2 separate regions of the Homo sapiens genome follow, and region 2 is linked to region 1. A link is a loop called in an ENCODE intact Hi-C map of the cell type or tissue named here. Cell type or tissue: heart left ventricle. All regions are shown on one strand. Each heading gives the region's core, and the rest is flanking DNA. Links, peaks and the distances in the headings are about the cores only. Region 1 overlaps ADAMTSL3 (ADAMTS like 3). Region 2 overlaps ADAMTSL3 (ADAMTS like 3).

Evidence for each region. A loop is a pair of places that touch in the nucleus more often than their neighbours do. Peaks named below come from ENCODE experiments on the same cell type or tissue, not always from the same donor. Only the 100,000 strongest peaks of a DNase experiment are listed, where the experiment ranks them.
Region 2: a loop joins it to region 1, with 2.8 times the contacts of the local background. A loop is called at or near these places in 2 of 110 quality-filtered maps.

The regions. Positions count from the first base shown.
Region 1 is chr15:83,968,090-83,973,477 of GRCh38, reverse strand. It overlaps ADAMTSL3 (ADAMTS like 3), which reads right to left. Exons shown (of 30, transcript NM_207517.3): 20 at 2,841-2,994. Among named protein-coding and RNA genes, the nearest start is that of GOLGA6L4, 260 kb to the left of the region's middle. In heart left ventricle, for the core only: no CTCF peak of the experiment used is centred there; a DNase peak (open chromatin) is centred at 2,923.
Region 2 is chr15:83,910,151-83,915,538 of GRCh38, reverse strand. ADAMTSL3 (ADAMTS like 3) reads right to left here. Exons shown (of 30, transcript NM_207517.3): 16 at 2,161-2,447. Among named protein-coding and RNA genes, the nearest start is that of ADAMTSL3, 260 kb to the right of the region's middle. In heart left ventricle, for the core only: no CTCF peak of the experiment used is centred there; a DNase peak (open chromatin) is centred at 2,288.

The DNA.
Region 1 (5,388 bases), core at 133-5,132:
CACCAACAAACAAATCACTTGAAAGGTAATACCAGGGTTGAAGCTGAGCAGGGGTCAGTACAGGAGGTTAATGAAAGGTATAAAGATTTGGCGATAGAGTTGGTTAAGTGGAGACCTAAGGAATGCCGGCTAAGGTTTCTAGTGCAAGAGCAGAAACTGGGGATAATAAGGAGATATGGAAGAACCAGAGGTCATGGTGAGGCACTAACTAAATAAGCAGGAGTGAGTTGAGGGTAAGGCAGAACAAGAAGCTAATTCTGAGTGCCAAGTAGTGAGGAAGTCTAAGGGGTTACCATGCCAAGGTGATGGGGTCAGTGGAATTGATGAGGTTGGGAAATTGGGATATCAGGTGTTAGAAAGGTCATCATCACAGATATTGGTTGTCTTGGATGTTAGGAAACGTTGGAGAGAAATCATGGTCCTGGTGGTGGTGTGTCCTGAAGAAGGGTGAAGAGTGTCTTGTAGGGTCTGCACATGGTGCCTTTGAAGGTATGAGACGGGGCAATCTACGTGCTAAGTGTGTGAAGACAGCAGGGAAACGGTGTAGAGAGGATAAGAGAATGCCAACCTCATCTCTTGCTCTGTCATATGGTGGTGAAGAGGATGCTATGTGAAAGTGTAGAAGCAGAACCTACATTTCAGCAAGCAAGGGCTAGTGATCAAAGATTATGGAGTGAGGCGAGGCTACAGCTGAAGTGGGGGCCCAACTCAGGGTGCGTTGGCTGTGCTGGGAGCATGCATTCCTGTCTCTTGTCTACCTTCATGACCTACATGTTTGGCAGGCAGGAGTGGGGTGGAGTAAAGAAAAAATATTACTGTCTTTTTTTCTTGTGTTTTTTCTTTCTCCCTACAACTTGTAATTTTCTCTGCTCCTCAATGCATGCCAAAATAATTTATAATTTCATCTTGTACCACATTGGATGCCATAATAACCACGTTGTATTTCCACATGCTATTCTGTTATTATTTTAGAGGAAGCTGCCAGTATCACTTTAATTTCACTCTCCTCTAAGGCAGTTTTTACAGTCTAGCCACACTGCTATGCAACCATCCGCAATTAATAAAAATCAGATAGAGAGGCAACTTGAACGAAGCATGATAGTACGCCATATGCTACAGACACTCCTGAATTCCAGGAGACTTTACAACTTGGAATCTCAAGTTTTTGGACTCAAGATTTTGGAAATGTGTTCCTCAGGAAAAAAATGTTAATGTTGTCCATGAATCAGCATAGAGAGGCAGCTAAAAACGTGGGCTAAAGAATCAGACAGACTTGTGGTCAAGCAGTTCAGCTGGCAGCCAGGGAGCCTTAGGCAAGTCTCATGCCTTTTCTATGGCTTGGGTTTCTCATCTCCAGATGGAGATAGTATCTGCCTCACAATGTTGTTCAGGGGACTAAATGAGATAATGCATGCAAAGAACTCCACATAGTAATTGCTCAATAAATGTCACTACTTAAAAAAAACTTAATTATTTGTCTTATTTTGTTTTGTGAGTTTCTCCAGGAAAGGTGTTGGTAAATTGAAGTTTTATATATATGTTATATATCATATATATATAACATATATATAAAACATATATATAAAAGACATATATATATATATGTTTTCCTCTCCTAAGCAGCATTAAAATAAGAATAGTTCATTTTTAATTTTTTTCCTTACCAAACGTTCAGGAGGGTAACTGATATAATAAATGTTATTTCACAGGTGAGTAATTAAAGATAGTGAAAAAGTGGTAAATGAACTCCAAAGCTGTTATTTCCACTATGCCTGTTCCCTACCTCCCTTCCCAACCTCCTCACCACCACTCTGCTGCCTGCTTTTCAATTGCTGTCATGGCTGTCATGGCCGCCCTCGGCTTACATGTTTTAACACACAACTCTTTTTTTCTTTCTTTCTTTTTTTTTTTTTTTTTTTGAGACAGAGTCTCACACTCTGTCGCCCAGGCTGGAGTGCAATGGTGCGATCTCGACTCACTGCAACCTCCGCCTCCCAGGTTCAAGTGATTCTCCTGCCTCAGCCTCTCGAGTAGCTGGGACTACAGGAGTGTGCCACCAAGCCCGGCTAATTTTTTGTATTTTTAGTAGAGACGGGGTTTAACCATGTTAGCCAGGATGGTCTTGATCTCCTGACCTCATGATCCACCCACCTCAGTCTCTCAAAGTGCTAGGATTACAGGCGTGAGCCACTGCGCCTGGCCCACATAACTCTTATATGAAACATACATATTCATGTGTAAAAATATATTCTATCATGTACACTGAAAATACAGATGAATGCTACATGCATATTAGCTTTGGCTATAATGAAGCCATAATATGAACTCTTTATAGTAAGCTCATTATTCATAATTAATTGAGGTGTACAAACTGCCATTTTTAAATCAAAGTTCTTTCATGTTTTTATCCTTGCCAATTTTAGATTATACACAAGAAAAAATACTTGAATGCTTAAAAATACGTAGCTCTTCTACTTTTAATTAAGTCCAAATGCAATCCTAGCAAAGTGAACCAGGAGGTATTTTGGCTTAACTTCTACATGGAACACTCCTGAACTCTAAGCAGAAGGAATTATGGTAAAGTAGAGGACATAAATCCAAATGAGGAAGCCTAAAAGATGCATTTGTTAAGTGGGCGGACATTTCTTAAAACAGACTTTTCTTAGAACTATATCTTGGTCTTCCACGTTCTACTGATCGCTGCCGAAAACAACACTGAGTACAGCTTGAGTTGCCTTACCCACAGATTAGAAATCTGTTGACGTATGGAAAATAAAGACATCGGGACAAAATGAACAGAATCAGCATATCTTGGTGAAGCGCGGACACCGCATACTTACTACTGCACTCAGGCATCTGGCAAGATCTTACAAGAGGGAGCCCTGGTAGATCCCTGCACATCATCTCACTGAGGGGGATGCGCCGACCTTTGGCTGCCAGCCTTTGACACACCTGCTTTCTTCTCTGGATTCCAACACCACAACTGACAGAACACTGAAATGAGAGTTGTGCAACAGAGTCAAATGGAGCATGAGCAGGCAGACCCAGCCAACAACAGCAAAGTCTCCAAGGGTGAAACAAGAGGAAATTTTCAGTACGGATGTGCCAAGAAGAAAGCCATTTCCTAGGCTTGAACATCTTTTATGTCATGGAGAGTTTCTTCCTCCTCTCCTCCCCTTCCCTCCCCTCCCTTCTCTTCCTTTCTTTCTTTCTCTTTTTCCTTCAGTCATGTCCTCTCTACCGCCCTCCCCCTCCTTCCATCTCACTCTTTCTTTTGGAGATAGTAATTTCCAGTAATTTATTATCGTGGGATTTTTTTGGCATTGCAATTAATATCTAATTTATTTTTTAGCCATTCATTTTTTATTTTCATTTTTAAAATTTGACCCTTTTAATAGTTTTGTTGAGGTATAATTGATATACAAAGAACTACACATGTCTAATGTGTACAATGTGATGGGTTTGGGCTTAATGCAAACACCATATGACACCATTACCACAATCGGAGTAACAGACATATCCAACACTTTCCGAAGTTCCCTTTTGTTTTTTGTTGCCTGTTTGTTTTGTTTTGTTTATTTATGACTAGAACACTTCACATAAGATCTACCTTCTTAATAAATTTTGAATTGCACACTATCTATTGTTAACTGTGCCTATAGGCACTATGTTTTTCCGCAGATCTCTAGAACTTATTCAGCTAGTATAATTGAAACTTTATAACCATTTAACAACTCCCCATTTTCCCCATTCCCCCAGTATGGGGAAACCACTATTGTATTCTATGCTTCTATGAGTTTGACAATTTTAGATACCTTATGTAATGGAATCATGCAACATTTGTTTTTCCCTAACTGGCTTATTTCACTTAGCATAATGTCCTCTAGGTTCATCCATCTTGCAACAAATGGCAGAGTTTCCTACATTTTTAAGGCTGTAAAATATTTCATTGTATGTATATACAGTACCATATTTTCTTTATCCATTCATCTGCCTATGGGCATGTCCATTGTTTGTTTGTTTGTTTTTTGAGATGGATTCTTGCTCTGTCACCCAGGCTAGATAGAGTGCAGTGGCATGATCTCAGCTCACTGGAATCTCTGCCTCTCAGATTCAAGCGATTCTCCTGCCTCAGCCTCCCAAGTAGCTGGGATTTCAGGCGCCCACCACTGCACCCTGCTACTTTTTGTATTTTTAGTAGAGATGGGGTTTTATCATCTTGGCCAGGCTGGTCTCAAACTCCTGACCTCGTGATCCACCTGCCTCGGCCTCCCAAAGTGCTGGGATTATAGGCGTGAGAAGCCACGGCCGGCCTTTTTAAAATTATTATACTTTAAGTTCTGGGATACATGTGTAGAATGTGCAGGTTTGTTATACAGGTCCACATGTGCCATGGTGGTTTGCTGCACCCATCAACCCGTCATCTACATTAGGTATTTCTTCTAATGCTATCCCTTCCCTAGCCCCCCACCCCCTGACAGGCCCCAGTGTGTGATGTTCCCCTTCCTGCGTCCATGTGTTCTCATTGTTCAACTCCCACTTAAGAGTGAGAACGTGCAGTGTTTGGTTTTCTGTTCCTGTGTTAGTTTGCTGAGAATGATGGTCTCCAGTTCCATCCATGTCCCGACAAAGGACATGAACTCATCCTTTTTTGTGGCTGCATAGTACTCCATGGTGTTCCACATTTTCTTTATCCAGTCTATTATTGATGGGCATTTGGGTTGGTTCCAAGTCTTTGCTATTGTGAACAGTGTTGCAATAAACATATGTGTGCATGTGTCATAGTAGAATGATTTCCAATCCTTTGGGTATATACCCAGTTATGGGATTGCTGGATCAAATGGTATTTCTGATTCTAGATCCTTGAGGAATTGCCACACTGACTTCCACAATGGTTGAACTAATTTACACTCCCACCAACAGTGTAAAAGCATTCCTATTTCTCCATATCCTCTCCAGCATCTGTTGTTTCCTGGCTTCTTAATGATCGCCATTCTAACTGGTGTGAGATGGTATCTCATTGTGGTTTTGATTTGCATTTCTCTAATGAGCTTTTTTCCATATGTTTGTTGGCCGCATAAATGTCTCCTTTGGAGAAGTATCTGTTCATATCCTTCACCCACTTTTTGATGGGGTTTTTTCTTGTAAATTTGTTTAAGTTCCTTGTAGATTCTGGATATTAGCCCTTTGACAGATGGATAGATTGCAAAATTTTTCTCCCATTCTGTAGGTTGCCTGTTAGTCTGATGATAGTTTCTTTTGCTGTGCAGAAGCTCTTCAGTTTAATTAGATCCCATTTGTCAATTTTGGCTTTTGTTGCCATTGTTTTTGGTATTTTAGTCATGAAGTCTTTGCCCATGTCTATGTCCTGAATGGCACTGCCTAGTT
Region 2 (5,388 bases), core at 176-5,175, 58 kb after region 1:
GCATTCTATCTCGATAAAGCTGTTACTGAAAAAAAACAAAAGAGGAATTTATCACATGAGTTCAGCCATCCTAGAGGTGGAATCTAGGGCCATCTCAGTGGGTACTGAGAACACAAGGTAGATTCTAGTATTTTAGTAAAAGGCTCCAAAAATGAGCTCTGACAGCAGTCTCTCTCAGCTGAATTAGAATTCACCTGGTCATCTCTCTTTGAGCAACTCTGATTGGTCTGCTGAGTTCCAAGTACCCAGCATGCTATGCTTTCCCAACTTGAGGGGATCTTGCCAGTCAGGAGAAGAAGATGAAACAGGGATTCTACCAACAGCACCTAAAAGCTTGAGATTACAAGGTAGATGTTGGGGTGTGCAAGCAACAGCTGGGCTTGCTTCTGCTCTCCTAATGAAAGACACAGCTCCAAGTCTCTAGTGAGACTGCAGCAATGTGGTGACTCAGAAGCAATGGAGACAGCTGGCATTTTGTAGACATACAGTAGGAAGTTCCAGGCATGTATTATTGTGACTGAATAGGGGACCATCTTTGCATCTCCGTGGCTATCTCTAGAGGGTTTCCCCAAACTCATCAAGAGAAAGCACCAGTTCCCAAATTGCCAAGGGCATGTTAGAGTTAAGGTTTCCAAGACATAAAAAAACCCACAAAAAACAAAAAACAAACAAACAAACAAACAAACAAAACCAAACAAACAAAAAACAACAAACAAACAAAAACGTGTCCAGGGTTCTGAACTCAAGAGCAGGCAGGAGTTTGGCTTGGGCAAGAACAGACACAAGGCAGTGTGGGGGGCAACCCAGACAATGTGCTGTGGAGGGAAGAGATGCAGCAGATGTTTAAGGTTCAACTAAACCAGAGAGGCTAAATTCCTAGCTAGATGGCATGGACTTTTAGCAACCAGACAGAAGCAAGTAAGGGGAGAAAGAGTCCAGAGGCAGCTAAGGCACCTAAAGTCCACATGTGCAACTCTGTCCGCAAGGCAGTAGTTTAGGGGCAGCCTGGGGGTAAGGCACATGCCACTTTAGCCGGGTTTACTGCCAGGCTAGCAATGTTATACAAAAAGTGGCAAGGATACGCAGGTATAGAAGTTGAATTAGACAGGAAAGAGAAAAACAGATACAATCAAGCCATAGAGACTGAATGATAAGGATTGAGAATTCAGGCTCAAGAGTGAGGGGTTCAGGCACAATGAATGGGCCATGAGCTCCACAACTTGATAGGGAGTTTCAAGTAATGGGCTCAAGACTGTTGGGAGGAGTAAAGCATGATCTTGAGCCAAGAGCTCTAAGACAGCATCTCCTTGTGTTTTTCCCACCATTGGCTGGATCAAGAGCAGAGCACATTCAGGCACCAAGCTCTTTACATAGCAGCTGGCTGGAAGGCACAGTCAGGGGTCAAAGGATGAGGGGACGGGGTGACAGGGGCTCTGGATTCCTGGTCAGACCCAGTCTCCTTCATGTAAGTAAAAGATATAGTTTTCTTATTTGTTATTTCTATCTTTTTACTTTCAACAGAGCCCTCAAGAGTGGCTCTCTGGACTCCTGTTAACCACTCCTTCACTCCCTTTTGGATCCTAGATTGTATAAATCATCAGGGGGCCAACTTCTCACCCCAAAGGGGTCACCTGGCTATACAACCACTTTCTAATCCTAACAGGGTTTCCTGGCTGTGTATGTCACCCTCTATGTACACAAACATAAATCATGGTGATTAGTTTGTTCCCCTAGGTGCTGGCCCAATGTGCGGATATGAACCCAAATATTTTCTGAGGACAAACTCTGATCTAGAGTTGCATCAGATATTGCAATTCCAGGCTACCTCAATCTATAAGACTGCTTTATGAACAAGATTGCCTTAACTTATCCATTCTGCATTTTCCTATTTATTTCATATGAACCATCTCAGTCATGCAGATTCTCAGGCAAACAAATATACTTTTTTTGGTTAGTATATAGTCCCACTCTCCTTTCTAAAATAATCACTACAAAAAAAAAAGAAAGAAAAAGAAGAAAAAGTATCATTTTCAGTTATTTGAATGACTTCACCTCCTTTAGACTTTTGCTAATTTGCATATTTGGCTTACCTGATTGAGTAATTTCTCAAACCACTAGCAACACACAACATAACTGTCCCTTAAGCAAAGGTTCAAATACCTCCCACGCATGTTGCTGTGCAAGGGGTGAACCCAGCGTACTCCCAGTCGTAAGTCGTCTCACTGTCCTCAGGGAGAGGGATGTCTAGCTCTCGGGAGGCCGGGCTCTCATCACATGCTTCCAGGAGGCAGGGCCGTTCGGTGGGCAGCTTGGGGCCTTCACACTCTTCCTCGGGCAGCTCAGTCTCAGTCTGCGTGAATGTGAGGAGCACACGGCACTTCACCTCACGGACCTGCACACCCGGCCCACACGTGGTACTGCAGGCTGACCAGGGTTCTGGAATGAACCTAGGGAAAACCAGGAAGCCACCAGAAAAGGACACTGAGGGTCATTAAATATAGGCCAGAAAAGGAGGAGTGACACATTCAACGAAGGCAAAAATAACCAGCTTCACTCGGTGGAATTCCACACATTTGGAATTTTATACTTTTGTTGATGGTCAGTAATGCAGTTAACAAACATTCAAATCTTACTAGCAACAGAAAGAGTAATTCACTAAACTATATTCTACTTTTACATCCATTTCATAATTCGAATCTGTGCTATGGCCTTTGCAAAATTATAAAGGTTTTCTTTAAGATTTAGTAATAAATAAACCATCATATGGAGATCATTTCTAATCTAATTTATTTTATAATATGGAGATTTTCACCAATATTTATTCAGTAAATTAGTATTGAGCTTATCCTCTGTAATGGGCAGAGTAGTATTAAACTGTCTCAAGTTTAGGAGCTAAATTTTAGGGTATCTTAAATACTTTCTACAGAGTGGATGAAGCCTTAATATTCTTTTATGTTTAATACACAAGTGCACGAAGCTTCTGGATCTTCTTCAAAACAAAAGAAATATTGCACAATCTTGCTGAACAAAGCATTTAATTCTTATTCCGGATTATTATCTACTAAATCAAAGGTCATCAAACTATGACTAGCAGGTCAAATCTGGCCCACCTATCTTTGGTACAACCTACCAGCTGAGAATCATTTTTATGTTTTTAAATGGTTGGCAGAAAAAAAGATATTTTGTGACATGTGAAAATTACATAAAATTAAATTTTACCGTGCATAACTAAAGTTTTACTGGAATATAACCACACTCATTTTTCCACCTATTGTCTATGGCTTTTGTGCTACAACAGAACTGAATATTTGCAATAGAAACCATTTGGCCTACAATGCCTAAAACATTTACTATCTGGTCCTTTACTGGACCCCTGCACAGAATTTTGAAAACCAGATTCCGTAGGGACAGATATATTTAAGATACTCTGAAAAAACACTTTGTATCTTGAGATATTAATAAGTGATAGAGGAGAAAGAGTTCAGTAATAGAATAAGTTTTGAAAACTCAGGGCTCGATAATGTTCAACAGATTTATTCACTGCAAAACTTTTCCAAAGACTATGAAATATAAATGCAAACTACAAATGCTTAAGAGAGAAATATTACGTGCATCATTTCATAAACTTAAGTGAATATAGACCCTTGTCCGTGGGATTATGTTCTACTAAATGACTTCAGAAAACACTGCTAAGATGTTTGTTTAAGATGCAGTTCCAAAGCTTAATATTTCTAACCTCAGAAAGACAGGGTTGTAAGGTTCTCACAGAGTCATCCAACCTTCTTTCCCCAGGCAAGACTTAAATATAGTTGTCCAAAAAAGCACACCCCCAATCAGCAGAATGAAATGCCATTACTATATACGTGTCCTGCAAAGAAACATCAATCAACACAAAACATGTTGTTCATTGTGTTGAAAATTGTTAGTGGGGAACCCTTCTCTCTAATTCTCAGATTCCATGTGAGGGCTTGCTCAACTCCCCAGGATGGGGCAATGCTGGAGTTAATATTTGATGTGTCTTTTCTTTCTCTGCTACTCTCATGGTAGAATTGGGAAGGAGACTGGTTAAAGACGAGAAATCCCGACAGTGTAATAATATGTAGTCATTTAAAAGGACATAGGTTTAGGTATGAACTGATAACAGTCTTCTCTTGAAGACTGTTAAATGAAATAAATACATTATACATATATGCTACATACACACAGTCTATAACATACACTATCTATATATACCTATATACTATTTTTTGATTTTAGAAAAAAGAGATCGTAGTACATGAACTGCCCCATATGTAGCATGTTTGTATGTATGCTGGTTTATGTATAATTTCTCTCTTCTGGAAGCAATTGAAAGTGTCAGGAACTAGAGTGTGTAAAGAGGGAGGTTTTTACTTTATATTTTTAAAAGGTTTAAAGTTTCTAAGCATGTGCATATTTTACCTTATGGTCATTAATTTTTTCTCTCTTTTCTCCTTGGTAATAAAAAATTAAAAATTGGGATTTTGTTTTAATGGGAAGTAGATATTTTCATTCAAATTGGACTTCTGTATCTTGGTGATTGAGAATCTCGAGAGGAGATGAGGTAAGAAAGTTCACCTTGGCCAGGCGTGGTGGCTCACGCCGGTAATCCCAGCACTTTGGGAGGCTGAGGCGGGCGAATCACCTGAGGTCAGGAGTTCGAGACTAGCCTGGCCAACATGGCGAAACTCCGTCTCTACTTAAAAAAAAAAAAAAAAATTAGCCAGTCATGGTGGTGCATGCCTGTAATCCCAGCTACTTGGGAGGCTGAGGCAGGAGAATCGCCTGAACCAAGGAGGTGGAGGTTGCAGTGAGCCAAGATTGTGCCACTGCACTCCAGCCTGGGTAACAGAGTGAGACTCCATCTCAAAAAAAAAAAAAAAAAGGTTCACCTAAACTCCCAGCAGGGCAAATAATGGTTATACTCAATGTCCTCCTAGTTTTTCTGTATATTTCAAGTTGGTTTTCAACGATCTTTTTAAAAGTCCTGTTAAAAAGTAAATGTTAGTTCTGTCCAAAGTAACAAGAAGTGACTTAAAGGTTAAAAAAAAAAAAAAACCCACGGCAACTAAAAAATAATTACACAGAATCCAGCATGATTTCCTTCTATGTATTATTTTTTATTTAAATTAAAGATATTATAGTGTTCATACAATTCTGAATCTTGTCTCCCCTCACCAATTTTTTTTTTTTTAAAGAAAGAAAGGAATACATTGAAAGAGCCATGTCTGGGCAAAACACAACCAGAGGAACAGGCTGTGTTACCTACGTCTTTGCACATGGAAGAACTTAAAAAGAATATCATTTCACTGATGTGAGAGTTTCGAGATGAGATGATAAAACAACAGAGTAAAAGGGAAAATGGAAACC